2 separate regions of the Homo sapiens genome follow, and region 2 is linked to region 1. Evidence: read pairs that join two places in POLR2A ChIA-PET (ENCODE). Cell type or tissue: OCI-LY7. All regions are shown on one strand. Each heading gives the region's core, and the rest is flanking DNA. Links, peaks and the distances in the headings are about the cores only.

What was found. ChIA-PET counts read pairs that join two places held together with the same protein. Peaks named below come from ENCODE experiments on the same cell type or tissue, not always from the same donor. Only the 100,000 strongest peaks of a DNase experiment are listed, where the experiment ranks them.
Region 2: POLR2A ChIA-PET joins it to region 1 with 5 read pairs; 2 of 35 experiments call an interaction of 5 or more read pairs at or near these places.

What each region holds. Positions count from the first base shown.
Region 1 is chr4:171,668,676-171,684,676 of GRCh38, reverse strand. No RefSeq gene overlaps it. Among named protein-coding and RNA genes, the nearest start is that of LINC02174, 38 kb to the right of the region's middle. In OCI-LY7, for the core only: no CTCF peak of the experiment used is centred there; a DNase peak (open chromatin) is centred at 7,656; H3K4me3 peaks cover 1,450 bases; H3K27ac peaks cover 2,246 bases.
Region 2 is chr4:171,806,685-171,822,685 of GRCh38, reverse strand. It overlaps GALNTL6 (polypeptide N-acetylgalactosaminyltransferase like 6), which reads right to left and starts at 9,282. Exons shown (of 13, transcript NM_001034845.3): 1 at 8,696-9,282; 2 at 7,968-8,274. The coding sequence starts at 8,105. LOC441052 (a long non-coding RNA gene) reads left to right here and starts at 9,079. Exons shown (of 1, transcript NR_134656.1): 1 at 9,079-10,548. RefSeq lists an enhancer at 8,922-9,071 and a silencer at 9,312-9,361. In OCI-LY7, for the core only: no CTCF peak of the experiment used is centred there; no DNase peak of the experiment used is centred there.

The sequences.
Region 1 (16,001 bases), core at 4,406-12,405:
TTTCTTTGATACATGCATAGTTTTATTCCGAATTTTTGCCGTGCGGGTGTGGTGTGTGTGTGTGTGTGTGACTTTAGAAAAAATATGCATTTTCAGAAGTAGTAGAACTGACTTCACCTATTTTCTCTTTACTCTCTGTCATCTATTAGAATACATGCTCTATAAGAACACACACTTTTAAGCTAATTTTTCTTTTTTTGCTGCTGTGGCATATAATAGGCACACAGTATGTATTTGTTGAATAAGGTTGCTTAAAATCTCCTTAATAACCTGAGTCCTGCTTACTTGCTGAATCTCAATTCTCATCATCCTTCTTTGGATGATATGTGAGAGTTAGATTAATTAACTTAATATTTATACAATGACAATGATATGTGCTCACCTGAAATCTGGGAGTCATCATTGACTCCATTAATATCTCATCTCCAGGCCTTCATTCATGATATTCCCCTTCCCTAGGACATTTATTATCACCCCATCAAACATTTTAAGTCCTACATATTCTATAACTAGTATCTTAAAAGTAAAGTTCTTTTCAGACAATTTGAACTAAATCCAGATACTCTTCATGTGTCTTCTCATCCTCCCCTGTGTTTTCCACTCACAATATATAGTAATTGCTAATTTAATAATGTCTGCTTTGCTAAACTGTGCAAAGACAGCAACACCTTTTCTTTCTCACCACTGCATCCTTAGCTTCTAGTGCAGCACCTGCTATCGGGTGGATTCTTAATAAATGGTTGCAGAGGCAGGCAGATCACAAGGTCAGGAGTTCGAGACCAGCCTGGCCAACATGGTGAAACCCTGTCTCTACTAAAAATACAAACATTAGCTGGGCATGGTGGTGAGCACCTGTAATCCCAGCTACTCGGGAGGCTGAGGCAGGAGAATTGCTTGAACCCGGGAGGCAGATGTTGCAGTGAGCCGAGATCGTGCCACTGTACTCCAGCCTGATGACAGAGTAAGAGTCCGTCTCAAAAAATAAATAAAGAAAGAAAGAAATAGTTGCAGAATGTTTGAAGGTATGTTTTTATGCTGTAAGCCAAAATGTAGACACTAGGGTAAAAGATTAGGGATCACATGTTCAATTTGTGGAAAAAAAAAAGGTTTTGAGCAATACTGCTCATTCGATGACTTTCGTGTTTTCAAGAGAACAGCATCAGTTTCTCCAATATCCTGTGTACAATTTGACTTCTTTATTGGTTATTAGTATTGTTTTCCTATAATTGGTAAATTTCTCTTTCCTTTGAAACTATATAATCTTTCATTTTCCTTGCTACTTGCTAAATATATGTCGTTGAGCTTTTAAAAGATCAATTTATTCATTCTCAAAATAGGAAAATAAATAGGTACAGACTGTGAAAGTCAAATGAACAGACAATGTAAAGCACAGAATGGAGACCTTGGTACACGGTAAATGCACAATAAATGTTAGATGTTATTAGAAATAACAGTGATATTTATTTAAGAAGATTAGATTAGAAATAGTAAACAGAACTCTCCACACTCTTCAGTATAGTCCTCAAGGCTGCCTCTAAGAAACCATACAATTGGTATTCAAAGAGAAATCTCTTTTGTCAGTCCTAGATTTAAAATCCTAATGTTCACATGCCATTCATTTAAACCTCCTAGGATAGAAAACTAGAAAAATGGGCTGGAATATTTCATCTCTTATTCTGACCTTCCTGAAGAAGTGGTTCTTCAGCCCAGCACCGATCAGATGTTTACCTTTGTTCCAAACAACTATGTTTACAGAAGGATGATGCTTTACTGTCATGACATTTAGCAGCTAGCTATATAATCTACAAGACCATAATGAGTCAGAGGAAGCAAAGTTAATGTCTGCATTGCAATACTTAATAATTTCAAGTCAGTAGTTTCCCAATATTGATACAAATATACTTGTGATTTATAAAACACAAAACAGCCTACTGATATAGACAAACTAATGATTACAAGGATTTGAACAATATACTATACAACATAAGAATTCTAAACGGCCAGCACTCAGGAGTTACACCTGATTCCTATTAGTAATTTTTCTCTAGTGTTATTTTAATTTTAAACCCTTCATACTATTTACTTTCTTCTTTTCTTAACTTGCATTTTCAACTGTAATCCCTGAGCAAAGAATACAATATATGAAGGACTTAACATGACAAACTAACCAGAAAACAGGGATAAGTCAAACCTCTACTGTAGGCTTTCCTGAATGCGCAATAAGTTCTTTAGTAATCAAATTAGCTCATTGAAATGACATTGGACAATGATTTGTGAAAGTTCTTGAAGGGATTTTATCAAAATTTGAGGCTCTCCACTGCCACTATCAGCCTCATACTTGGCAATTGCCTTCTAGAAGAGTTTGTCCTGAAGTTGACTCTGCTGTCCTGCTGAAATGTGTCACTACTGTTGCTAAGGGGGCAAATCATATGCTTCAGATGTATTGGAATAAAAAAGAGAGTTAAGAACTTTGAAACTAGGAATGCTGCGGAATACCACAGTTTATTCTTGCTGCTGTGATATACCTTTTAAACCTACCAAAAAAAAAAAAAAAGAATTAGTAAGCATAGCTGTCCAGTCCATCCATACAAAGATATATGCACAAAACAGTGCCAGTTCTTGATTGAATAAAACAAAAACAAAAACAGGAAATCAGTCATTTTAAAGAAAAAGGGCAGGGATATAATTTTTTTTTTTTTAGACAAAGTCTTGCCCAGTCGCCCAGGTTGGAGTGCAGTGGCACAATCTCAACTCACTGAAACCTCTGCCTCCCAGGTTCAAGCAATCCTCCCACCTCTGCCTCCTGAGAAGCTGGGACTACAGGAAAGTGCCACCACACCCAGCTAATTTTTGTATTTTTTGTAGAGATGGGGTTTTGCCATGCTGCCCAGGTTGGTCTCAAACGCCTGGGCTCAAGTGATCCTCTCGACTCAGCCTCTGAAAGTGCTGGGATTACAGGCATGAACCACCACACCCCAGCCAGAAAACGCTCTTTGAGATAAGTGAAAGGTGAAACTCTCAGTTCCTTCCCCCATTAGAGAAACAAATTATTTTCAGTGAATAACATCCAGGCTGGGAGTCTGTACTCTGTAACTTCTGTCATTCCTCCTTTGAGTGCTTTGAAGTGATTTATTGAAAAGAAATATTTACTTTGATTTTACCATCTGTATTATAGCTCTGTTGTTAGAAAAATATTTAGCTATCTTGTTTTCTTTCAAGAATGGAGTATTTTCTACTTTCACATTTATAATGTTTTACAATATGTTTCCTATTTTCCCTATATGTCCTATATCCTATTCTATGAATACAGGGAAAACTGTTCAAATGTTGAAGAGTTTCTATGGTAAATAAGTTTATAATATTTAATAACATTCCATTATTAATCACTCTACTTTGGTATTCTAGTGGGAAGAGTTTTGAGTATAAATAATATAACACACAGCCTTAGATTTTTCTTTGTTCCTGAATAGCATTAAACATCAGGATCCTTCAAAATTAATAGCGAATTTTTTAATGATTTCTAAAATGACCCTAGGAAGAAGCAAAGTGGAGGAAAATGTATAGCAGATACTTTTCTGACATGTTTCAATCCTTAGGGCTACGTATCAGACACATACACACACACACACACAGAGAGAGACAGAAATGAGCAAGTCAGTGTAATATTGAGGGATGAAGGATGAACAAAAAGAAAGGATTTTGAAGAAATCTACTATAGAAAGCAAATATCATTAGTTTGTCAAGAATCACAAAATATTGATAAAAATAATAAAAGTCAGTCTGTCTTGATATTAAGTTTTAAAAAATTGCTTCAAAATGGTTGACAAATGTTTCAAAAAGGTTTGACAGACTGTTTAAAATATGACTTGAAAACCGAATTCAGTTCGTCCTGGATTTATACTCAGTAATAAATTTAGAAAATTGGTAAAGGGATATAAAAAATTATATTTGTAAATGGAAATTCTTAAGATATGATGAGGACCTTGTAGGAAATCACGAATAACCCCACTTACCTCTCTTTCATTTTAAAAAGGTGTATCCTAAATATTAACATATCAAGGATTTTCAATTTGTAAGCTTTAAACAAGTAAATATCTCAAGTAACAGCAGCTTAAAACTTTTTCACTCCCTTGTGCACTGATAGAAATCATGACTTCTCACAAGGGAAACTAAATTTTCTGCCTCAGCTCTGCTCAGTTTAGGAGTAGAGAATACATTTGCTTATAATTGCTTATTACCACTGGCCTTACCTTTCTAGATTGTTGGCTTAGGGAAAGTGAGAGAGCAAATCCACAGTGGCACAAATGAAGTGAATTTGTAAAGAGATAAGCTTTGTTCTCATTTTCTATTTTGTAACTTCTAATTCTAGCCCATAAAGAAACAATGTAGATAAGTTTTACAGAGGTAAATCCTTGGTTTACTGTAAGATTATTCATTGGGTAAAAATAAGTGCTTCGCTTTGCAGAAGCAAAAATAGAGAAATGGTTTTTGAATTTATAAGGTTTTAGAGTTTATTCTGATTACATGTACTGCCGACTGTTGATAAAATTGATGTGGGTTTCATGGATAGAATTTACATTAACATTTACATTAGTGCTATGAAAATGTAAAGATTAAAGTAGTTCTATGGTTTTGCTGAAGTTCATTACCATTAGTTATTAATGAAAGAAGCACACTTAGTTCTTCCTAATGTTAATAACTTTGCATCATTTTAATAACTTTAGACATTCAAAGAGGAGATAATATAGTTTTAAAATGAAACAGTAAAAATCCTTAAATAATGGGTGTTGGCGGCTTACGTAAGGAAAATGGTTCTCAATATGTGGACTGATCCTCTAACCTCATGTTTCTCTCTGTGGAGGAATCTGCCCAGAGGTCAACTTTTCTAACTTTCTGACCTACTCCATGTGACCCACATCTCTCACTTCTCCTTACAGAGGAAAAAAAAATGAGTTATCTGATTGGTGGGTGATAGTCATTTGCTCCCATATTAATTGAGTAGGAATAAAAACAAAAAACAAACAAACAAAAACATCTGTAAATTGTTAGTCACTGGGGTGTCATTTCTCTCTCCATTTCTTCCCCAGACATTATGAGAAAGATATACTCAATACAGGTCTATAGAGAAGCATCAAATATTCTCCTGGGTGGGCCACACCAATCTCCACAAAGGGAGGCTGAGTACAACGGGTGAGCACATTCAGCCACAGATTTAAAGCTACAGTCTCCAGTTGGTGTTCATGAAAGTATTTGGTATTTTTCTTTTCTGAGCTTGATTTTTCTTTTTTCTGTGTCTTAGTTATCAATTAATCATAATTTTTCAAAAGAAAGAAATGAATGTTATTTATTAGCCCTTAATATTCAAATGTATAAAAGAGACCCCTTAAAATTTATAGTGTTGTTTTTGTTTACAAACAAAAAGAAATTAGCTGTCTTAAGTATGTTTGCATCTTCACCAATTTTATTAATCAGAAAATTCCTGATGGGTTTTTTGCAACGTTAAACTACTTGTTATACAAAATATAACCAAATTTGCCATCTGACTACAATCCTTGCATTTAAAAAATAGAAAAATACGAAATATTTGTTTTGTGCAAAACATTGAGTAAATATGCACCAAGGATTGAACACTGCCATCTGTATAGTTAAGGAAGGAAATAAAACCTCTACTAATTTTTATCTTAAAGGTAAAATGAATTATGATTTATGAATATATGAATCAACACTGGTATTCTCAGTTATTCCATTTGTCAGACATTCTTAACCTGCTCATGTGAAGAAAAGTGAGAGATCCAAAAACTTGGGGGATTAGGAAGATAGCTTTGCTCCATTATTCATTTTTAGCCTATGCTTATGTATTATTTTTAAAGCACATTTGGATAGGTGTTTTTAGGTTCTAGTATGTATTATTAATTAAACAAATATATTCAAAATAGACAAGTGCAAAGAAAGTGACAATAGTGCTAATAAAAAATGGAACTAACACTTTTATTTCTAGAATTTTAATCTGATTTTATCATATTCAGCTAAATAAAAATTAATACAGAATTTGTTATATGGAAGTGGGATGCTGTGAAAAATAAAATAAGAAAACTGTGACATTGGCTGAAGGAAAGAACTTCACTATGGGCCATAAGGATATAAATACTGGGGTCTGGAAAGCTGGTGACCTTTGTGATGCTACAACAAAACATTTGGTCTAAATGTTAAATTTTGTATCTTGGGAAAGAGCTGACTAATAACAATATGGTTAGTATAAATGGGAAGAAAATAAACATTGGGGGTATTGGCATGTTTTGCTTTCAGTGTGGCTCTGAATATTGGAGGATGAACACAGGCCCGATATAGACAATGTGCAAGCAGAGGTGAAAAAAATATTTCATCTCTGCTGTCTTCAAGTTTATTTGACTGAGGATCATCTCTGCTGTCTTCAAGTTTATTTGACTGAGGGTCAACTTGAAGGATTAAAAAAAACTGCTCCTTTACTCCAGATGAAATGTTATCTAATTATTATAATTTCTGTAAGACGATAACCTTAGAAGGATAAAAGTCTCTTGCCATGGGCCTTTTCAAAATCTCCCCTTAAGAGTTGTCTGCTATTGAGAGGCCAGTAATTGCCTGCTTGCTGGTGAAAAAGATTGCCTTCATAACTTAAGCCTTTTAGGTTTTTATTATTTTTATTTATTTATTTATTTAAGACAGAGTCTAGCTCTGTTGCCCAGGCTGGATTACAGTAGCATGATCTCGGCTCCCTGCAAACTCTGCCACCTGGGTTCAAGCAATTCTCCTGCCTCAGCCTTCTAAGTAGCTGAGGTTACAGGCATGTGCTACCACACTTGGCTAATTTTTGTATTTTCAGTAGAGGCAGGGTTTTACCATGTTGGTCAGGCTAGTCTTGAACTCCTGACCTCCAGTGAGCCACCTGCTTTGGCCTCCCAAAGTGCTGGTATTACAGGGATGAGACACCACACCCACTGTAAGACATATTTTAAATTTCTTTAAAGCATTGACAATTAAGCTAAAACCTTTAGGATTTTTCAGAGCAGAGAAATCATTATTAAAATAGGAGAACTCACAGGCTTAAAGATACTTCTAAACAAGATATGTGGTTGTGGAAGTTCATACCAGGGATTGACTGAAAGAAAATACACTGCAAACTCAGGTTTTAAGAAAATTGTACTGCCTGAGAAATATCTTGCTGAATTGTCAACAACCTGTAACCATTTTTATGGAAGACCATCTCCAGCTTTGCAAAATCACTCCAACAAAAAATTGGCTGTGAAAGCCGAGTAGCCGTTAGGAAATATATTTTCTCAAGATTCACCATAGACTTCCATAGATTAAATGGACAAGGAAGCCCATGCAGGGCAGAAATAGTAACTGTGGGAGATAATAGATAAGGCAATGTCTCCAAAAATCAGCACTAGAAATGTAATATTTTAATATGGCAAAGGGTCCTCACTATTATATCTACTGGGATTTAATAATTGTTTTAGACCAGTGACAATTACATATTTTCTATTATCTTTCTGCCTGATTTAGGGCTTTTAATGCTAATTCTTATTGTAAGCAAAAACAAAATTTGAAGGCACCCACAGCCATCTGAATGGACTTCCTCTTCCTCTGCCAGCCCACTCTAAAATTGAACCTGAAAGACTGGTTCAGGCCACGGCAGGAAGTGGGGGTTGGATATGCTTCACTGCATCCCTACAGCATGAACGTTAATACAAACCTTAAGTCTAATAAGAAATATTTACGGTCTATTCTCTCTAAGTCCTGCTAACTTGAAGGCTTCATCTGCCTGATAAAACCTAGGTCTCCACAATCCCTATCTTAACCCAGACATTCCTTTCTATTGATAATAACTCTTTCAACCAATTACCAATCAGAATATGGTTAAATTTACCTGTGACCTGGAACACCACCCCCTTTCGAGTTGTCCTGCCCTTCCAGATTGAACCAATGTAAATCTTACATGTACTGATTGATGTATTATGTCCTAAAATATTTAAAAGCAAGCTGTACCCTGGCTACCTTGGACACATGTTGTCAGAACCTCCTGAGGCTGTAGGGGTGTGTCCTTAACCTTGGCAATATCAGCATTCTAAATTAAGACCTGTCTCAGATATTTGGGGTTCATGCTATCATTCTATTTTTTTTTACCTTTCACTTAATATTGTTATGTTTAGGGAAAGAAAATTGTGTTTTAGATTATCTCTATTATTTACAAAAGCTACATCCAGTATAATAGAGAGAAAAATTTATCACCTAGAAAATCTGGATTTTAAAGTTATAAATTAGCTACCTGGTCTTTGGATTATCTTCCTAGGGAGAATAATGATTGTTCTACACGTTGGAAGAAGTGTGCAAATTTTGAGTGTCCACGGAAGCCCAGAGCCCCTTGACATGTTATGAATTAGTAGAAATACAACCCTTAGAAAACTGCATACAGATGTCCAGTCCCCTTTACTTGGCTTAAACAATGGATATAGTTTATAATGAAGCTTGAAAAAAGAGTAAATGTAATTTCAAAGCAACTGTGGTTCACCAGTACTTCCATAGTCCCTCATGAAATGTCCTGTATGAGTGACCTTATGTCCCAGTAAAGTGGGATCCTATCAGATCAGAAGTTTTCACATCTTTGAAATTAGCTTTTTATACTTTTACAATTTAATGTTCCATACCATCAATATCTTTTCCTTAATTATAGCATTGCACAAGACCAACTATGCACTGCAATAACCCCCTTTTAATGATTTCTGTGCTTCAGGTCTTACAATTCCTACCCAGTGTAGATAAGCAATTAATTATAATCTGCATTTCAAAGCCTAGGGTTTTTCCAGAGCACAGGCTCTGGAAACATACAGGCTTTGAGATAAACTAGCTTCAGTATTTTTTTTTTTTTTTGAGAGGGAGTCTCGCTCTGTCGCCCAGGCTGGAGTGCAGTGGCGGGATCTCGGCTCACTGCAAGCTCCGCCTCCCGGGTTCACGCCATTCTCCTGCCTCAGCCTCCCAAGTAGCTGGGACTACAGGCGCCCGCCACTACGCCCGGCTAATTTTTTGTATTTTTAGTAGAGACGGGGTTTCACCGTTTTAGCCGGGATGGTCTCGATCTCCTGACCTCGTGATCCGCCCGCCTCGGCCTCCCAAAGTGCTGGGATTACAGGCGTGAGCCACCGCGCCCGGCCCTAGCTTCAGTATTTTAAAACAATTCTAAATAGGTGATTTTACATAGGGTTTTACAATAGCAGGGTTGGCGTGACATACAAAATGACTCAAAGGTATATACTGTAACAGGCATTTCTAAATGCTTGCCCAAATATCTATGTTTCTTCCTTCACAGCACAATTTCTTTTCTGTTTTTGCATCTAGGAGAGTTATCTTACAGTTTTTTATATTTAAGGTTAAAGCTGTTGGTACTTTCTGGAAGAATTTGGTGTTATTTTTACAGAAGGTAGCTAGTCAGACATGAACAGGGCAGGAGAGCCCCTCTCCCCGACATCCCCCAGGAATGTCAGGCGACCATCAGGTGATGGTCAGGCTGTTGTTAAACTATCTCTCTGAAATGGAAGAGTTCCCTGACCTCCCTAACAGGACATGCAACACGGTGTGGCTCGTCTGTTTGGTCACCGCTGCTACTCAAACCCCTTAAGGGAGGGGGCGCATGCAGACAGACAGGTGCAGGGGAAGGGGTGCTGGGCTTCGGCCCCACGGCAGCATCCAGGGTTGGGAACCTGTGACTCCCAGAGCCCAAGTGGGCGTATGTTACAGTGCGCTCTTTTAGCCTTGCTGTCTATGGATGGCTTAAGTGTTAACCAGCTCAGTGGACCCCTCTGCCTTTTTGCAAGGGCAGAGGGCCAGTGTGACAGCTTTCTGTATCTCGAGCTCTTGTCCAGCATCCTGGAAGAATTGGGTCACACATGGACTTGAAGGATGAGTGCAGGGGTTTTATTGAGTGATGGAGGTGGCTCTCAGCAGGATGGATGTGGAGCCGGAAGGGGGCTGGGGTGGGCAGATGATCTTCCCTGGAGTTTGACCATCCGGTGGCTGATCTCCTCTCTGATCATCCCTAGCCAAACTCCTCTCAGCATTCAGTTGCTCCTTCTCTTCTCTCCTTCTCTGCTGCTCAGTTCTGCCATTTGACTGTTCGTCTCCTGCTTCTGGAGCCTGGGGTTCAGGGTTTATATGGGTACAGGATAGGGAGCACCATGGACCCAAAGGCAACTTTTTGGGCACAAAAGCAGAAATGCCTGTTCTCGCTTAGGGCCGCGGGTAACCAGGCTTGAGGGTGGGGCCTTTGATGGGGAACCACCCTCTTCTACCCAATATTTCCCTGTCTCCTGTCCATATCCATCTCTAAAAGAATAACTGGACCCAGCCAGTGCCAGAGAAAGGCAGTCTCCCAGTAACCAGAAACACCTGAAACTGGTGAGCATCAGCTTCCAGATAAGTTCTCAGCAGTTGGGTGAGTGGGTTCAAGTTTATGCATTAAGAGTCAAAATGGCAGATTTTAACTGGAGCATAACCTCCTAGAGACATTCGACTGTTAAGGGAAGAATGCCTCAAGTGAGCATGCATGCTACTCCAGTAAACACGCTGCGCATGCTCCCCTCCCAAGGGCTAGCAGGCCACTGTGCATGTGGACAGCCCAACCCAAGGGAATAATCAGGGAAGAAGGGATCTCAAACCCTTCACCCACTTGACCCTCTTCCAGTTGTACTTCACTTCCTTTTATTCCTGCTCTAACACTTTTTAATCAACTTTCACTCCTGCTGTAAAACCTACCTTGGTCTCTCCTTCTACATTATGCCCCTCAATCAAAGTCTTTCTTCTGAGGAGGCAAGAATTCAGACTGCTCTAGACCCATTCAGATACAGATTTACTGCCACTAACATTATGAGCTAAATTGTCCACCACTATTTACCTTCCAAAAAGTTATATGTTAATAAAATCACCTTTGCAAAAATTGTATCAGTGAGAAAATTATGACAATGAAAGAGATCTGAGCTAACCCACACCCCATCTTGCCTTTTCTTTAATTATTTCTGGGCTATTGGGCCAAGATAACTTTGGAAGAATTTAGGCTATAGTTTAAATGGTAATAGGCTTTGCTAAAAACTTAACCACTTTTGTAAAGCTAATGAAAGGCCGTCAAGCTGGTGGGAGGAGAGAAGCCTTAGTCCTGCTAAGGCATAGACATAAATGATCGTCAGCCATTATTCTGGAGGTTATAAGATATGCAATTTCCCCAATTATTCCTGCAAATAATGTCACTATTGTAGAATTTAAGGCTGGCCTTTTGAGATATCTCTTCAGGTTTTTTGCATGTCTGACACCCATGGCTCCATCTGGATCTGATGGCTCTACTACTTGGATCTGCCAACCCTGCTGCTGCGGCCAGGAAAAATTCAACCTGCAGGAAGACAGCTTCAATCCCCTATTATTTTATCTCCTCCCCAGTCAATAAGCAGCAAGCACCTGTTACATGGCCACCCCCACTTCTTCTCCTAAAATGCCTTTGAAAAACTTCTAACCTACAAGCTTTGGAAGAGATTGAGTATTAACTCCATCTCTCATGTTGCATGGCTGGTCTTGTGTCTATTAAACTCTTTCTACTACAATGTCATGGTCATTCTTTGTAAGGAGGCAGGAATAAACCCTCAGGCAGTTAGCATTCTAGCCCCACAGTTCCTCAGAATGTGACTATTTTTGGAGGTGGGCTATTTAAAGTAGTAATTAAGGTTACATGAGGTAATATGGATGGGACTTAATCCAGTCTGGCTGGTTTCCTTACAAGAAGAGGCGATTAGAACACAGACCTACACGGAGAGAAGAATATGTAAAGAAAAAGATAGAACAGCCATCTATCAGCCAAAGGGAGAGGTCTCCAGAAGTAACCAACCCTACCTGCACATTGATTTTGGATTTCTAATCTCTAGAACTGTGATAAATATATATACATGTTTTGTTTAAGCCACTTAGTGTATAGCACTTTGTTACGGCAGCCCTAGGAAATAAAGACATTTGACTTTGTTAATTGCACCACCCCTTTTTGTTTGTTCTTCATGATGGTTCATTCTGCATGGAACATGAGCAGGTGGCCAGAGAGGAAACAACCATCTTGTTCTCACAGGATGGCAGAGTGGAAGTATGCGTGGATATTGGGTTTTGGTTAACACTGTGGAGCTACAAGGTAGGACTATGTCACTACTGATGGACACTGTGGCCAGACTGCCTAAGTATGAATCCTCAACGTATTACTTAGGTCCAAGTCAATTTACTTAACTTCTTCCTGTGTCTTTGTTTTGCCATGTATAAAATGTGAAAAATAATATCTAACTCACAGGGTAAACATAAGGATGAAAGGAAATAACATGGGGGAATGTATTTAGGACAGTACTTTGTATCTAATAAGTGCTATAAAAAGTATTAGCTATCATTACTTATTTTGCTATTATTACCATTCTCTCTGTAATTGACTCCTTACTCATGTGTCTTATGTAATCCCTGAATAACAAACATTAAAAACAATAAAAATTTAATCACATATAACCATAAGAGAGAGAAATGCTGAAATCACTAAGAACACTCACTGAAATATGATATAATCCAATATATTATTTATACACTTAGCACATATGATATATTTTTATATCTAATGTGGTAGCATTATGTTACATATTATATGCTATACCATTAAAATATTTTCAAATGAATCTATGTATATTGTAACTAAAGTATTTTGTTATTTTTCTGTTAGGCATGCAGCATTTGTTTACTCATTATTAAGTTGTACAACTGCTAGTATAGACACTGTAATATTATGATAATGGCAACCTTTTACAAACATGAAAATTCGAGTAATTTCGGCTATTTATTCAGTAACTTGACAGATCTTTTTTCTCCATGACAAAGATTTGAAGCTGTCTATGAAGTTTTTTCTAGCACTCTCAGCCTAACCCCAGTCTAAACCAGGTATTTTAAATCTAAATAGACTATTTCAAGCTAAAAGCATTACTTTAAGCAATTACTATAATACTATATATTATCAAAATAATTTAAATTCACATCATACTTCTCAATGTATAAAATATATTTACACTTTGGACAAAATCTGTATTCGAAAGGTGAGACATGTCTACATGTTGGTCTATTTTAAATTTTTAAATTGGTATATAAATTATGCCTTCCCTGTAGACAATTTATAACATTTATTTCTACAGCAGAAAAAAATATTTTCTTGTAATATAAATATGTAGAGAAACCACTCCCTGCTGAACTTTTGCAAAGGCAAATTTGTTGAATGAATTCAAGACTGAGTCAAGAAAACAAAATGCTTTCTTACATTAAAGACAAGAAAAATTATTTACAAAGGAAAATATGTGAATTGAATTTTACTTCCAGTTAATTATCACAACTAAAAGTTGTCCTTCAAATTATTTGTTGCTTTGCTAGAGTATTTTTATTTAATATTCTATGTTGAATGGCAGTGCTCGTGATTTCAATGAGTATAAGAAGCATCTGCTATTTGACATATAATTCAACATTTTTGAGAGGTAAAGGAAGTTGTTATGGCAACTAAAGCTCCAAAGTAATAATATCACTAAGAAGACTTCTTAACACTCATTTCAACATGGCTCTCAGCTGGAATATGCAATAGAAAAATGTTCAATTCGGAAAAAAACCGAGGTGGTTTAAGAAAAATCTGATGTGATGTTTAAATATTTAACACGTTCATTTTTAAGCTTAACTTTCATTTCATATTATGTATAGAAAGACATCAAGTGCAATGTAAAATTTTGTGATTTAGATACAGTCATTGTATCTTCTATCACAAATTTTTTTTTGATGAAGCAAAATCTAAAATGTGTAAAGTTTATATTTTACACTTGTTCACCTTCCTTTCTTCTTCGTATTCTGTACTTACCATATGTATGTTTCCCCTCCCTCAGAAATTGAGTGGTCTTATGCTGCCTGAATCAGTCAGGGTCAGTCTGAGTCTTGACAATCAAAACATAATATATTACCAGAGATAAATGAAGACATTTCACAAGTGGACTATTAAGAGCAGTGTGGACAGAGTTAAAAGAATAGTAAAGGATGATGAAGCAAGAATCACCAGGGACTAGCAATAGTGAGAAGTTGTTGCCACCCTTAGGTCTGAATTGGTAAGGGAAGGAAATGGTATTCCAGGGCCTAATGAGATACGGTGTCATAGAGGAAAGTCCACTGAGCAGTATATATGACCATAATTATAGGAGCACAAACTCTGCCAAATCATGGCCTGCCACATAAGTAGAAAGGGAAAAAATACTCTGACTTCTGAATTCTCCTGTTCTATTATTTGTTGCTGAGGCTACTCATTGCCAAAAAACCAGAAGACAAGAGTCCAGTGATTGAGGCCCTAGGGACTAGTTTCCTGGTGCAGCAGAAGATTGCTGAAGTTCTGTGAACACAGATGAAGGGCCAAACAGAACAAACCTAGGAAAGTCTATTCTTTTTTCTCTGAACACCAATAATTGTCTTTCATATAGAGAAAAAAAGAACAAACAGTAACAACAACAAACTATTGCCAACACTGGTGAATCACAAAATCATATTCAAAATGTTACTGAGAGGTGATGCCAATTCAGTCATAATCCTCCAAGAATCGAAGTCAAAACATTGGTTATCTCAAGGGTTTTGATTATGAGGTATCTGGGACAATAATATAGGATGAATAAATAATTAATGTTTAAAAAGACAATGAAACCTTCCAATTTCAGTTATTGTTCCTACCCTTACGATAGGAAAAACCTCAGCAAACTAAAAATCAGTAAACTTCCTTAAATACCTCAAAGAATTGATGTCACAAGGCAAATGCACACCCCAGAATCTGGATAGACAGATGACTACAGAGAATCACAGCTGAGATCAGCTAACCTGACATGTAGCCAGTAGGGCCAGTAGCTAATAGAAACATTTAAATGACAACGTTAATGAGATGCTGGAGGCTACATAAAAAAATAGCTTAGAGGCCAGGCGCAGTGGCTCATGCCTGTAATCCCAGCATTTTGGGAGGCCGAGGCGGGCAGATCACCTGAGGTCAGGAGTTTGAGACTGGCCTGGCCAACGTGGCAAAACCCTGTCTCCACTAAAAAAAAAAACAAAAAAAAAAAAAACAAAAATTAGTCGGGTGTAGTGGCAGGCGCCTATAATCCCAGCTACTTGGGAGGCTGAGGTGGGAGAATCGCCTGGACCAGGAAGGCTGAGGTTGCAGTGAGCCGAGATCATGCCACTGCACTCCAGCCTGGGCAACAGAGCGAGACTCCACCTCAAAAAAAAAATAGCTTAGAGCTAAAAACTCCTAGGAGCTCAGCCTACAGTAGTTCCTGGCACCTCTGCACTTTCCTTGGTTTTATTTTTGGGAGACACCCCCCATCTTGATGGTAAATATAAGAGAAAAAAATTCCTCTTGTTTTGGCCAGAGTAGGGGGAAAATAATAATTCTGAAATAGGCCCAAAGAAATCTCCATAAAAAAACCCTGTCCTACAAAGGAAATCACTGTACATTTAGGAGACCTTTCTCTGACTCCGGGAAAGACAACTAGCCAACTGAAGGCCACTCCAGTCTAAGCATCTCACATAAGGAGAAAAAGGCTAAGGAGTGCATCCAAAGTCACAGGCCAACTAAAAAATTTAGATTTAAACGTAAGGTTATCAAATGTCTCTATTCCACAAAACCTTGCCACCGTAACAAGAGTGCTCCGGTATGACAGCACATTACAACTAACAGAGCAGCAAGACACCAGCACTACTAAAGATGCAATTTCTAGGGAAAACCAAGACAAGAAGGGAAAGAGAGAAAATAAACCAGAAAAATTATAAACAATAGTCCCTGGCACCTAGAGCTTCAGCAAATATCAGCGCAACTCCTAGCCAAACTAACAAAAAATCTCACACTCAAAACTTTATTTCCTGAGTTCCTACAATTTGAGACATAACATCCAGCTTTCAACAAA
Region 2 (16,001 bases), core at 3,138-11,137, 140 kb before region 1:
TATGGTATCAACAATAAAAGAAAAATTGATAGTGGTAGATTTTATGTATTTTATTATATCTTTTTTAGGTGTACACAATATTTAAGGTTATTTACTACCTTCAATGGACGTTCTAAAAAGTCAAGAAAGTATAGATTGCTATTTGTAAAGCTTCCCTCATTATTTACCATGTACCAAGCAATTTAAACATACAATCCAATTATTTCTCCTAGCTACCCTATTATGAGGTAATTTTTGTGTTTCCACGTGTGGAACTGAGGTTTAAAGATGTTAAGTAGCATGCCCACAGTTACATACTTCTGTAAGGGATGAGGCCCACCTACAAACTTGAAGTATCTGAACTCCCCTTTGCTTAATGCCAACCCTGTGTAATTTTTATAAGAAGAACAGGCACAATGCAATATGTTTTATCTGTCCCCTAATTCTACTGAAAAAAATGCTAACTCCATAAAGTGGCTGAATGATTTTGAGAGTTTTTATTCTACTTTTTAACTTTTTTTCTCCTCGAATAATCCAGCCAAACTCATGGCCAAGATTTAAACAGCAACAACAAAAGTAGTTCTCAGTTTCTTGCCTGTAATTAGTAAGAAGAAAAAAAAATGCTTATATTGACTCATGGACTTTATTTTTATAGGAAATGACAGTAGTCACTACAAAGAAATATTGCCTTTTTTCTTTTCTTTTTTATTAAAAGCTTCAACTTTTGGATAGTTTTCAATACAATACATCAAGAACTAATTTTAGTAATTTTTGTAATAAACAATAAAAAAATTAAAATAATCAACTTATCCTTAAGTATGAAATCCAAAATGTTAAGAAAAATGCCCTTTTAGTTTCTAAGACTCTATTGGCTTATTCAACAGTCCTCCCTACTACATTCAACACACCAGTGACGTTGCTCTGCTGTGCTGTCTTGACAATGCCTCTGAAAGAGAAGCCAGCTGTAAATATTTATTAAACAAACACTAATTACCTTGGTAAAGGCAATGATTGCTTATAAACACTTGTGTGTAATAACTATATATATATATATATATATATATATCCGTTAAGCCTTGTTATATACTGTTAAAGATGCTAAGCGTTTAATCCTCATTATAACACTACAAAAAAGGTATCATCACCTGCATTTTACTAATTAAGAAAACTGATCCAGGGAAGAGCCATAAGTTCTTAAATGTCACAACATACTAAGCCAGAATTTTTAAGCCTAAATAATTTGATTCTAGAGACTACACTCTGACCTAAAAGAGAACAAGACCCAATACTACAGAAATTCTGATATTTCTCCTTAAGTTCAATTGGATTTTCCAGCTGGGGAGACATGTCAGAAATAAGGGCACAAGGCTGGGAGTGGGGGCTCATGCTTGCAATCCCGGCACTTCGGGAGGCTGAAGTGGGGGGATCTCTTGACAGTAGGAGTTGAGACCAGCCTGGGTAACATAGTGAGACCTTGTCGCTACAAAAAAAATTTTTTAAAAAGTTATCCAGGTATCATGGCGCCTGCCTGTAGTCCCAGCTACTTGGAAGGCTGAGGCAGGAGGACTGCTTGAGCCCAGGAGACTGAGGCTGCAGCGAGTTACAGTTGCACCACTGCACTCTAGCTGGGGTGGCAGAGTAAGACCTTGTCTTGGGGAAAAATAAATAAATATATGAGGGAAAAGGAAAGGCCACCTCACTAAAACTTATGTGGCATACCTAACAATTTGGTCATTTTTAATATAATGAAAAAATTCAAAATTATTATAATTTTCTCTGGATTTCTAGATTTCAAGTATTGAAATCATAGTCCATGAATATTTGAATACTTGAAATAATTCAAAATTGGCCTTCTTAGCCCTTATTGAGAAACCACCAGTCCTTAAGACAGGTGGTAGCTACTATCATGCTCTATAACAAGAACAATTGTGTTAATTATATTACATTATAACAGCGACTCTCCTATTTATAATCTGTGCCATACTAACAGACTAAATCCTCATTGTGAGTTTCACACTTGCTAAGTAGATGTAAGCACTTCTAGAGATGGATGCATTTTCTTTATCTTTCTGCATACTTTTCTAGAATACTTCATTTCAATGGTGCTTCAAATTCCCCTACCTACCTATTGTGGATTCAAAGCAATGGAAAAAACAAAAAGTCACAGAAGTTAAAAATATTGCTGAAAACAAAACAGTTGGGTGGATTTAATTTTTCTTTATAAGTGAAACTACGGATATGGGTATATGTACCTGTGTATGTCTGTTGCTAAATGAATTAATAAAATGAATACATTTAATTTGAGAGTACCAATAATTCAGTTCACATCTTTTTGCCCTACCACACTGGAAGCAAAAACCTTGGTGGAAACATTGATGTGCTTTACCTTGAATTCATCATTAGCCCTAAATATACCTTTATTTGTTCACCCTCTTTCTGATGCCATTTTGCTTGTTAAGCAGTGACAGACATCAACACATTAGTGAAGAAAGTTAGAGGTCATGATGCCTTGAAGTTTTGTGAATGCTTGTCCTTCTTTACAACCTTTAAATGAACCCTATATAGATATATTTTATGTGTCTAAGTACATATTTCCATAGCACACAGGTTTTTTATCTGTTGTTTTTTGTTGTCCATTCAAGCATTACGACTACATTTTGAGATAATTTAGAAATCATTAGCTGTACAGTGAGGTGATAAGGAGAGCAAGTTTAGGACAGTGTGTCTTTACTGTCATCTTCAGAACCTTCCATTTCTTTGCACACTTGCACCTTTGTTTAATAACAGTAATTTTGTAAACACATGCAAATATGAGCAAAAGAAAAGAACATGGTCTCCTTAGATGGTTTTAAAGATCTGATGTTTCCAGAGCTAAAACTCTTCCCCATAAGCAAGCCAATCAAGGGAGAAATGGGAATACATGATGCACGAAACATATCTAAGTCTGATTCTATATTCCACTTACATCTTCTGATGCCTTCTCATGATTTTAAGTTTTATCTCTGCCTGTAATGTTATTGTTGATGTCCCTCAGCTGTCTTTCATTTGTATAAAAATGTTGCAAGGAGAGACATGGCTGCAAACTTTCTAAGGGTTGTCACGGCTACTCCTGACAAACAAACAAAAAAATTCAATCCTTTCTTCTACACCGTTTAAACCACTCAACCTTTCTCACCCTTTTCCTATATATTCCAACTTGATTTGGCTCCTTTTGCAGGGAAAACTTATAGGAAACTAATTGATTCAGCACAGCTTGTCCAACTCAGAAATGAATAGAGGGGAAAAATTATTTATTTATTTTTTTGACCAGATTGTGAACAGAAGACTGTGTTTCACACTCTGTCTCCCATGGGGCAATGTGATGAACTAATCATGTAGTGATCTACCAGGTCACAGCAAATAATTAAGATACTTGTTACAGTGTTCCGTGTGGTGCCACCCTGTAGTGATTCTGAATGCATTTTCCATAAATTCCAGAAACGGTCCTTTAAAACCCTAATTTAAAATCTACATCTTAGCTAATTAAGACCACTGTGGCTCAAACTAATGTGTCCTTTCATATCTAGTGTATTGATAATGTGCCATCCTGAGTGTAGGTGTAAATTTTTCCTCCTGTCCTTAGCTCTTCCAAATTCTAAGGTATTTGCTAAAAAAGGAACACAGACATAAATTTTACAGCTTTAGTGATCAGCATGTTAAAAAAAAAATGCCTAAGACAGTTTGCATACACTGGGTACCAATTATCTGATATTTTCTTATTTTCATGTTATAAAACAAGTTTTAAAAGCCACTGGAAAAAATATTGTTGTTCAAAAAGAAGGCTCCCCTGCAGTGTAGGGCTGATTAACATTAGATGAATTAGACAAAGATGCTAAGGTATCCTTTTCAGAATTTTTTTTTAATGGAGGTAAAGTCACATATCTGTCAAGCACAGTTTACAAGACAGAAACAATGCATTACCCCACAATATTTTCCATATATAAGGTGTGAGCTCTCAGGACTTTATTCATCTTGTTATGTGACACACACGAAGAGTCCTACTTTAAAAATAGAAATTCTGAAATTCAAATAAATAATAGGGTTCCACAATTTCAAAGAGACATAGAGGACCTAGGCTTTTTTTTTTTTTTTAATGTGGTAGAAAATCTAGGACAATATAAGCTTCTAAAATCATTCTGAACAGTTCTGATCTGTTTTAAAATTCTAAGATTTTGGCCCTCATTTTTATTTAAAAAATTGCAAGATCCTCTTCATATTCTAAATATTCTTGAATTATTTCTGTAATTAATATTATTTCCAAGTTACTTGCTAAACTACTATTACAGTTACTTTTTTTGGAATTTGGGGTTTTTAAAAATGTATTTAGGAAAAGAAAGTATTTGGTGCTAGATTTTTTTTCACATATTCTTGAATAAGTGATTAAGAAAAGAGAAATACAATAAGACTGGATATAGTAGTTTTGTTCTAAAATATAGTATTATTCTATGTATCATCCTAACTCACAGCTTATGACCTAAATATGTAAGTGGTATTTAATGCAAATACAGCTGAAACAAGAGAAGAGGAGCATTTCAAATGTTTAAACAGAAAAATGAAGCTAAGAATTACTTTACAATGACTATATAGCAATCATTCTCAGCTAAATATATTATCAGTAGATTCTTTTAATATACATATATATTTCTAAATGACATAAAGGAGATACTTATATCATCCCAATAACAAAAAAAGACAAAATTAAGTCAATTGAAAATAACACATCACAATTATAATAATGTAACATCTAAATAAAAATTTAAAAATATAATTTTTATAAAATCTTAAAATCTCAAAAACTTCATATTTATTTCAGTGACTTGATTTCAATTTTGCAGATCCCAAACCATAAAAAACTTTTAATTGTATCATGTTATTAAAACTGTTATATCGATCCTCTTTGGTTTTCTGAGAGTAAAGGAAAAAGAAAAACTTTGAAATAAATAACTTGGTAATTTTTACGTCCTTGTTTCATTTTCTGCAACATAAATGCAGAAGATTTTAAAATATTAGAAAATTATCTTAAATATTATTTTTAAATGAAGGTCTAGAAAATACAAACAATTAATGTGTAATCAGACAGTAGATTAGAGAAAAAAAGTGTTAAATACTAAACATTGTGAAAATTAATCCACATGGTTCCCATCAGTGTTTCCTGTTTCACTTCCCTTTATTTTATTTACTTCAGATTGCAGAATTAGTACAATTTGTACTCAATACTAGATAGAAAAATTATTAGTGATATCATCTGCTAAAATATAAATAACGTATATTTTAAAAGAATTAGCCATTCCATAATTTTGAATTTCCATAAATTAAATTATTTCCCTGTAACCTTTTCTAATAATTAAACTATTTAAAACAGTGCAAGTTTTTCAGCTCTTATGACCACTACCACATGATACTCAGAACTAGAACCCTTGGCTGTTTTACACATAAGTACTGTAAAAATAGTTCACTCATTTGGGCATGTGACTTGTTTGACTAGCCTCAGTACTTATTGCTGTCAGTGCTTTGATCTGCACATTATCTTCATCCTCAATATTTTGCAACTTGGGGAGAAGTATAGTAGTAAATGTGTTCTGGGGAACATTTAGCAATTAACCATGAAAATGTCCTTTAAAAATTAATTGCTAAATAGAAATAACATATTACCCAGTAGCCAAATTATGTTTCAATTTAAAACCTATGTGTTTAGCCACCTTGCTAACATTGCAATATACACATACATTAGCCAAATATTACATCACAATATTAAGCATGTTTTAAAAGTTGCTTTTTATTTGTTCCAATATCAATATTAATGACTTAACTCTTACTTACCCAAAACTTGCTTATTGAGGACAACATATCCTAATTTTCCTTCTAATTATAATAAATAATAGAATAAAACCAATGAAAATGAACTGTTTCTATTTTACAGTGAATTATATTTTTCATTAAGTAATCAATTAATTTTTACCTTTTAAATTTTATTTTTTAATCTATAAAAAGTATTAGTTTTAAAACCATTATTTAGGTAATATTAAAGTAGATGACTGACATTCATTTTGGGGCTTATTTTCTTCCCCACTTGGTTTCAAAGCCTCTACATAGAGTTATTAAACTGGAATGTCATACAATATCAATCAATTTCAGTTATTTATTCTACAGTATACGAAAATTCTCTTGCCACCCCATGTCTTTTATACCCATTACTTTATTACCTGAAATTAAGTATCATTTGCACTACAGAAGAACCAGAAATAAGGAAACAGTCAATTATTATAATGACAGATCAGAGAGTTAAACTGTCACAGTTTTTTTTTTCTGCTATTAGACAAACAATTTTCTCATTAAGGGTCAAAATTATAGAGTCAATGTGAAAGTTGTAAGAATCTCATTAATAAAATTAATTAGCGCTTTATGTTAGCTATACCAGCAAATACTTCAGATGGTTATTGTTAATTGAATTAGCAAATTTCAAGAAAAAATAATTTTGCCTTTCCTGTTTTACCAGCATGGAGTGGAGATTTTACATAATAGCATATTGACTACTAAAGTTATTAAAATCCTGTTTTACATCAAGGGTTGAATGATGTAAATAAGAACAAAAAAAGTTTCACATCCAAAGTGTCCATCTTCTTTTTTTCACTGGAATGACAAAACAGAATATACTTCAAACCAAAGTTGAATTCCTATTAGAAAGGATAATAAATATTAACAACTAAATGAAAATATGTCAACATTTTTCCTCGAAATAACAATCCACTAAAAATCCATGGACAACTCATTCTCTTTAAAGTTTAGAGACTGGTAATGATTTCTTGTCATAATGAAAAAGCAGATTACCTCTTTATATTGCACAACTAACCACTGTGCAAAAAGAAAATTAAACTTCATTAAGTATAAGAGCAAATATTTAATGGCCATTACTATATATTGCTGTTTTCCAGGAATGGACTACTTCAACATTTTCTATGTGTGGAAGGTACAGAGTGTTCATGGGTGATGACCCTTGAAATTAAGAATATTAATATTCCAAGGTGATGCACAGGACTAACTGAAAAAGTGGTTTATCAATATCATGAAGAAGACTGCATTCTGTTGTTAAACGTTTAATTACGGAAGCTATTTTATTTATTAACAAACAAGGAATTCGACAACATTGATTTTCATCAACATTTTGGGAAGTCTATTTTGCATTATTGTTCACCAGGGAACACAGTTATTTTGGTCCATGTTAAGTCATGAGGTATATACATACTAATGAGTTACATATTAAGTAGAAAGAAAACATATTATACTACATATCTTTAGTATGGGTGTTTCCAATATGACAGCAAGCTGTTAGCAACATACTGTTATCAAGCGACTGTGAAACGGAATGAACGTCCTTAATAACTCTGCCTGTGTGCCCCATGGCAGCACCTTAGCAACAGGGGAGACGAAAGAGAGACTTTAAGTTTCGACAGGGTAAAAAGCTGTTGCTAAGCAAAATTTACAACCAAAATACTGAAAACCATAGCTTGATTTTTAAAGAACCACTTCACAATCTTAATGATTTAGTTGGCCCAATTCACCTGAACATAGACATGCATGCCAAATGGAAAGCAAAAACCTATCCTTGTCATTAAACTTGCACCAAACCCACTCCCACCTCCATAGCTGAACAGTTACCTTTCATCCACCTCAAGTCAAAATCAACCTAAGACCAATGGTGAAAGATTATCTTCTCTTCTTCTTGACCTGTCTTATCCTTCTTTACTAGTTGTACATGTCACGATGTTACTGGCTGCAATCTTAAAACATCTACTTGCTTAAACCCCAAAGTCTCTAGAGTCTTGTAATAATCAGCTCTGTCAAGACTTGGGGGAAAACCCAAGGCGATCCCACACCGGCTTTCTCGAGTCCCCGCGCGAGGATCACTGCCTTACCAATCCTTGTGTGATCTTTCTCTGGGTGGCACTTACCTGCTGCTCCCCGGGCTCCGCTGACTTCACCAGGTGCTTATCCTTGTACAGAGACCAGAGACCAACGTTAGGCAGGAAAATTAAAGCCACCGTGAACAACAAAGTCATCTGCAGAAATCTCTTCTGTTTCCTCTTCATTGCAAATGGTAACAGAGAAGAAAAGTTAAAGGAGATGGCTCCCTGACTGCTTCTTGTGTTTAATGTCAAATTCCTTTCCTCTCCCCTGCGAAGCACCAGAAACTGAGAAGCTACAAACTTTTGTTGCGTGCTCAGCACCAATCTGCAGGATTCAGAGGGAGTTGGCCATCTGCAGAACAAACGCACAGTTACTTTCCCCCCAGAAAACTATGACGAAGGCATTATCTATTGGCTTAGAAATAAATGACTTGACTAAAGAAATCATTAAGCCCATTGACCTCCATTAATATAAAGCAATAGAGTAAATATGGTCGTTTCATTGACTAAAGGTAAGTTATAAAAAAGTCAACAGCCTGCTAGATACTTAGGTAACTGGGAGTTTTTGTTGCTGTTGTTGTTGTTCGCCCCCCACCTCCTTAGTGTGGGAGGGCTGGGTCGGGGTGGAGCGGGTTAGGAGACAGAACTGAGAGGAACTGGCTCAACCCCTTCAAGTGTCAGGAAGAAAAGTGTCCGCTTTTGACATTGGAACAGCGTCACCTTCTTCGTCTTCCCTGAACATCTTTTCCTGTGCTCCCCTTGGGATAACCCACCTGAACTCAAGTTCAACTCCCTCCGGAGCCAGCTTGCCGGCGGGCTCCACCGGGATCCAGGGACTCGGGATCCGGGCAGAACTCCGGTTCGGATGGAGGTCCACGAAGTGCCGGACCCTCGCGCGCTGTCTACACGCTCCTCTGCAGGCAGCGGCTGGGAGCCCCGGGAACCTGGTGGAAAGGAGGCTACAGATGTCAGCGGAGTCCAGCCAGGAAGTGGTGGCGCCGCGACGTCCCTTCCTCGCGCGGTCCTCGGAATGCGATCCTCTGAGAAGTGAGCGCTCTGCCCATCAATCTCGTCCCTTCCCCCGGTGACGCTCTCACGCTCCGCTGTTCATGTTACCATTCTTTTCTGGCAACTGAACGAACCCACAGGACCATCACGAGCACCTAAAGGGCAATATTTTTTGATCTCCTCTTCTCGTAAAGGGGATGGAGGCGGAGAAACCGAAGTCTGTGCTGGGCTTGGAAGCGGACGAGGGCGCTGCGAGGAGGAGCGGAAGGCGGAGATGCGCCGCGGCTGCACACGGTCGCCCGCGCCCCACTCCCCGGCGCCTGCCTTCCGCGGAGACGTCGCTGGTGTCTGCCACGTGCGGCAGCCCGGAGCCCAGGAGGGGAGGGCGGGCCGCCTGGCGGGGGTGGGCAATGCCTCCCGGCCTCCAGACGCTATATAAACAGACCCGGACGCGAGGCAGCGGCGGAGGGCGAGCGTGACGCTGGAGGAGGAGTGGGAGCTCCCAGCCTGCGCGGGTCCTCTCTTTACCTGCCAGGGCTTTTCCGGGTAATCTGGGACCGACAGGGATGCCAGCACCCCGTCATCTCACCCAAAGGGCGCCAGGCCAGAGATTCCTGGGGAAAAGTCGCCGGCTGCAGGCGGTTGTCCCAGGAATTCCTCCATGGTGCCGGCGGGAGCGCGGCGAGCCGGGGCGCGGCGGCTGCGGGAGGTGGAGGCGACCCGGGACAGGGCCGGTCCCAGGGAGAGGGGATCCCCCGAGCCGCGCGTTCCGCCGTTCAGGCCAGGTAGGGGGTGGGGAAGGAGGAGGAAGAGGATCCCGAAGCAAGACAGAGCTGAGGCTCAGAGTTCTCAGGCAGCAGCTTCTGGAGGACACCGTGGAGACCCAAGGCGGCTTTATTTGGGTCTGCAAACACCCGGGGCCCCGGTTAAGATTCGGCAGGGCCACCCCGCTCCTCCCCCGCCTTGCACGACCGCACTCCGCGCGCCTTGTCACTGCGAGGGCTACCTGTCCTCGCACACTCCTCCGCGATGGCCAGAAAACGTGGGACTCGAGATAAGACTCTGGCAGATGGTACTCCTCCCTCCGCCTAACGTATCAATGCACCAACGCCCCTGACCGCACACTCAGGAACCTGTGGCAGCCTCGCCAAGGGACAGCGTGCCCAGCACCGTGCACTGGGCACTCTTGGATCTGGAGCTCACAACTCCGGAAGGAATGGGGACTTAGATGAGGTGACAGACATGCATGCATGCAATGCAGGCTGAATCCGCCTGTCTGGAGCCAAAAATAAACGCCATGGTCACCTCTTTGTTACAACCTGGATATGATGCCCACATGCGTGGGGTAGACATGCTTGGGATAGATAAGCCTGTGGACTTCAGACGGTATTTTCTCTTTCCCTTTTTTCTTCTTTCTCGTCCTCATCTCTGTCCCTCCCTCCTTTTCTTCTCGCCCTATCTCTTCCTCCCTTTCTACTCTCTCTAGTGTCTCACTTGAGAAAGACCTAGATTTGAGTGGGAAGAGTTATGCCTTAAACTGTTCTCATTATAAATTCAAAATGTACTTGAAGAATACAGATCGACTGTATGATGGCATGAATAAAGCGCTATGCTGTAATATTTGTTTTTGTGAATCACTTGAATTTTAAAATAGTCTAAAAATATATTTAATAAATGTTGTTGAATGTGTCCTTTATATAAAGACCAATTACCTTTAGATTTTATATAAATGCAACTTAATCTAGAGTGCAAGGGACTTAATTCCTCACCCCCACCCCCACACATACACTATGCCTTTTGTAGTCTGCGTTATTTTCTAACCTTTTTCTCTCTAAGGAAGTGCAGTTTTGAAACACAGAAATGTGAATTCTGGGAAGCAACATAGCAGGGAGAGGTTTCCTGGGAATATTGTCAGGTGCTCAAGGAAATAAATTTGGAGAATCATTTAATTATATTGGATATATTTTTAAGTACTGATACAGTTATTAATTTTCAAAGTAAAATAACTCAAAAGTGCACTTGGAATTAAAAAAGTAAAATCTCTCACATTTTAAACAATACCTGTTTTTTAATACCTTAAAAAATAGTCTTGGATCAGGAATAGACATACTAGCATTCTATTTGTTGAATCCAGGGTGTTGAGTTGAAACATGCTTCACTGTTGTTAAACTAGCAAATGGTCTTGCATACAGCACCCATTCAGAGAAAATCGTTAATTACTATTACTTCCCCAATCAAGTACACGCAGAATACATGGTAGAAACTGAAAGGAGAAAATTACTATGTTTACTTCTGTTTTATAGCATAGTTCCAGACCATAACTTTAGCTTTTTCTCCTTTTCTGTATAATTTATTTATTTATTTTTGATTCAGAGCATAATTTCTCTTTTCCCTTCAGTCTGGTATTCTTTCACAATTCCTCATGTAAATTACCAACAGATGACAATGTGTCTAGCTAAAATGGGTATTTTAGGTTGAGTTTACAAACAAAAAACTTCAGACGACAGTTAATTTTTTTGCTCAGATAATCCAGATTAAATGCCAATATAAATGTGTGTGGATGTTGTATGTATATATGTGTATATCATATATATTATATATAATATATATTATATGTATAATATATGTGTATATTATATATAGAATACACATGGACATGGTCTTCTACATTTTGACTTACATAGAAAGTCACCCATTCTATGCCCTATTTGCACTTCCATTCTGTTAGGATTCAACTGGCAACCTCAGATTATCAGAGTCCCATGCTGCTAATAATGTACTAATAACTATAGGGACACATTGGAAAGAAAACAGCAATATTCAGTGACCTTGAATAACTTACACTCTAGTTGAAAATGCAACATAAAGACAATAGAAATAAATTACCAAAGGTGCTTGGTACTAACCTTAAATTGAGCCAAATTTAAGCCCTATATTTAAGGAAGCAGAAGGTTATTGCTTTAGTTATCTCTCTACTTCAAAATGTAGCGACTTAAAACAAATTATTTTGCTATCTCTCTTATGATTCTGTGCATTGAATAGGCTCAGCTGGGTGGTTACACTTCCTGTGACGCAGGCTGAGGCCGAGGAGGTTGAATGGGCTGAGCCAAGATGGCTACTTTACATGGCTGACAGTTGGCAGTGACTGTCAGCTGGGGGGTCATGGGGCTGTCAACTGGAGTGCCTCAGCTTCCCTCCATATGGCCCCTGCATGTGGCCTGAGCTTCTCATACCATGGTAGCTAGTATCCAAGAGAGAGCAACCCAAGAACCTGTGTTCCAAGAGGGAGAAAACAAAAACTGTCAAGTCCTCTTAAAAGCTAAGTCCGGAACTGGCACAGCCTCTCTTAGGGAGCAGACACTGGACAAGCCCAGATTCAAGGATGAGGTGGAGGTAGGGGATAAAATGAACATCTCACTGAAAAGTTTGACGGAGAATGTGTGGCCATTCTTAATCCACTTTAGATATTCAAAGGCACAGAAGTAGGGAGTTATAAAGAAGGCCTAACTAGATTAGAAACCAGATGAGGGGAGCAGTAGGGAAAGGTTTTCATATATTGGGTTCAGTAGAATAGTTCAATTGCTACAAAGATAGTGAAAGACTTTACTTTAGGGTAGAAAGACTTTTATTACCTTATATTTTTAAAAACATGATGACATGAATGGAACTTAATTTGAAAGACATGCACTCATGATTTTGCTGTGTTAGCAGATATTTTCATATGAACTGGTTAAAAGGTTTACAACTGAAAAGATAATGCCTGGAGAAAGTCTGTAGTTTCACAAACCAAACGAATGTCATCAGCAACAAACTTTGGGGTATGAGTTTTTACCCCATCACTTTAGAGTTGTAAGTTGGTAAATTTTGTTGTTAAATATAATAACAAGACTGTAAGAGAAAATGTAAATTGAGTTATTTTTAAGGTTATAAAATAGTAACTTTAAATTTTTAAGAAATTATATTGAAATGTATCCATTATCTTTGATCTTGAAATGGTAGTGTTTATTTTCATTTCATTCATTTTCATCTATACACATAAAGATAATGTGTGTAGAAATGAAGATGCATTCATACTTCTTTTATCTGATAGAGATCCCTGGAATATGAAAAATCTTGAAAGTTTTCTTTCTGGATAAACTATTAGACTACTTTCTTATTACTCTGTATTTGGCTAAATTACCTGTTTCTGAAAACAAAAGCATTCTGCAATGAAAAAGGAGAGATAAATGTACTAAACAGCAATTTTAATAAAAATACATTTAAATTATAAATTATGCAATTCATTTTGTATAATTAAGATACATTACTAAAGTCTTCCATTTTTTTTCCTCTGGCATTTCAATATTTGCCACTACACTATAAAGAAAAACAAGAATCAAATTACATATTAAAATTGTGATATTACCCAGTCACTATCATCTAAATTCCTTACCAAAAGAGCCCTGAGTCCATTTCTATATATATTCAGGTGCTGTTTGACAGAGGATACAGAGATGAACATTTGAATTTTCAGCGCCATAAGGGAGTTAAAAGGTGCTTGCAATTAAATGTGGTAGAAATTAAAAAGTGACAAATACTAAAAGGGAAAGAAGGAGGCTATTTCTACTTGACCTAAATATTTTCTAACTAGACAAGATTCTTTACCTTATGAAATTTAAACTCTAAGTAATAAAATATACTTCCAAATAGTTTTTCCTCTACCAGTATACTATATCTTATTGTAATATTTTCTTTTCCCATTTATTTAGTTATCACACACTTATTTAGCACTTACTACATGCCAGACATGTAATCCAAGTCTTTTCCAAACATTAAGTCATTTAATCTTTTTTTTTTTTTTTTTTGAGACAGAGTTTGACTCTTGTTGCCCAAGCTGGAGTGCAATGGCACAATCTCAGCTCACTGCAACCTCCTCTGCCTCCTGGATTTAAGCTATTCTCCTGCCTCAGCCTTCTGAGTAGCTGGGATCACAGGCGTGCGCCACCACACTCGGCTAATTTTTGTATATTTAGTAGAGACGGGGTTTCACCACGTTGGCCAGGCTGATCTTAAACTCCTGACCTCAGGTGATCCACCCACTTTGGCCTCCCAAAGTGCTGGGATTACACGCATGAGCCACTGTGCCCGGCCAAGTCATTTAATCTTATAAATAATTTAATTATGTAGTTTCTATCAATATCTCCACTTAATAGTTTAAAAAACAAGGGCAAGTAAGTGGTAAGCATCTTTCCCAAATAAGTGCTAGCAAATGCTAGGGCATGTACTTAATCCCAGGCATTTTGTGCCAGATTCCACGCTGTTAACCACTATACCATATTTTTCTAATATTTTACTATTTTCTTTCCATGACAAAGGTATTAATTCTCTCTCTCTCCCTTTTTTATTTCTGTCTTTGTGAGAAGATTAAAGGAGCTAAACAAAAAAGCTGAGTTTTGGAAAGATGATAGTCTAGTTTTATAACCTGAAATCCTCTCTATTCATATTTTTTTGTGGAGTATGAAGAAGGGGGTACAGTAATGTAACCATACATTTATATTTTACACATTATGTAAATATAATTCTGTATTTTTTAGTTCATATAATTATAATTTTATGTAGATCATATATCAGATTTTAATCTTAGATTTGACCTTTATCTTTTCATGTAAAATACTTGCATCATTTTAGAAAGAGTGTTTTGCATGTCAACTTCAACACAAGTTTGCTTGTGTCGAACAAGTAAATTACATTCATTTATTTCAAGTGAAAAATTCAAATAATTTTTGGAATGATGAGATCAAATGGTAATAAAGAGAATGTTAAATTTGTAGAAAATATATTTTTATAATAGCTCAATACAAAATATCATGGCGAACATTTTAAGGAGATACAATGAATAAGCGAAGCCAGTGAAACATGCTAAAGAAGCCACTGAATGACACATGGCATGTTCTACTTTTTCTCTTTTGGAGAAAGAGAAAATAAAGAACGCCATGCACACATTATATATTAGATACACAATCTTTTTCAGGCAAGATATTTATGAATATGCAATAAATAAACCAAAAATGTTTTAACATTTTCCCTTCTGAAACATACTAATTTCAGTTAACAAGACATATATTGAGTATATTATATAATCCAGGCATTGAAGATACCATAGTGAACACCACAGGCAAAAAAATCCTGTCTTCAGACAATCCACAGCAAAAATATATTAATTGTGGGGCCTAGTGTTTTAAAAAAAAAAAGACATGGAGGAAAATAAAGCAGTGAAAATGAAAAGCAATATAGAATCCCAAAAGTTACAGTGGTGTACGAAGGACACTTTAAGGATGCTGGTTTGAGCTATGAGACTCCACTTCTACACAGATTTTGTTCCACTTCTGCCACCCCTGACAAGAAAATCAACCCTGCCTCTTCCGGCACCTCCTCAGCCTCCTCATCGTGAAGACAAAGAGGATGAGGACTTATGAATAAGAAATACATTTTTCTCTTCCTTATGATTTTCTTAACATATTTTTCTCTAGTTTATTGTAAGACTACTGTATATAGTACGTATAACATAAAAAATCTGTGCTAATTGACTATGTATTCAACATGGCTTCTGGCAACAATAGGCTATTAGTGGTAAAGTTTTGGAGGAGTCAAAAGTTATACACAGAATTTTGACTATGCTGAAGGTCAGTGCCTCTAACCCCCTTGTTGTTCAAAAATCAACTGTAATTTCTGATAAAGCATACTGGACAGTCCTGAGTAGGTAACATTTGAACAAATATCTGAAAGAAGCAAGGAATTGACCATTGGATGTCATGAGAAATTGAATTCTAAATAGAAAGAACAGCAAGTGAAGGGCCCTGAGGTAGGAGTTTGGGATCTCAGAACAGAGGGCCCTGAGTGTGGAGAATAATGGACCTAAGATCTAGAGGTGATGGAGTAGGGAATAATGTTAATATAATTTATTGTAGAGATTTTGGCTTTTAGTCTGAGTCAGAGGGGAAGCCTTCACTCAGCCTTCACAAGTGAAGGGCCTTGATTAGAGACGGACAAGATAGGACTTACTTTTTAACAAGATGATCCTGGTGACAATGC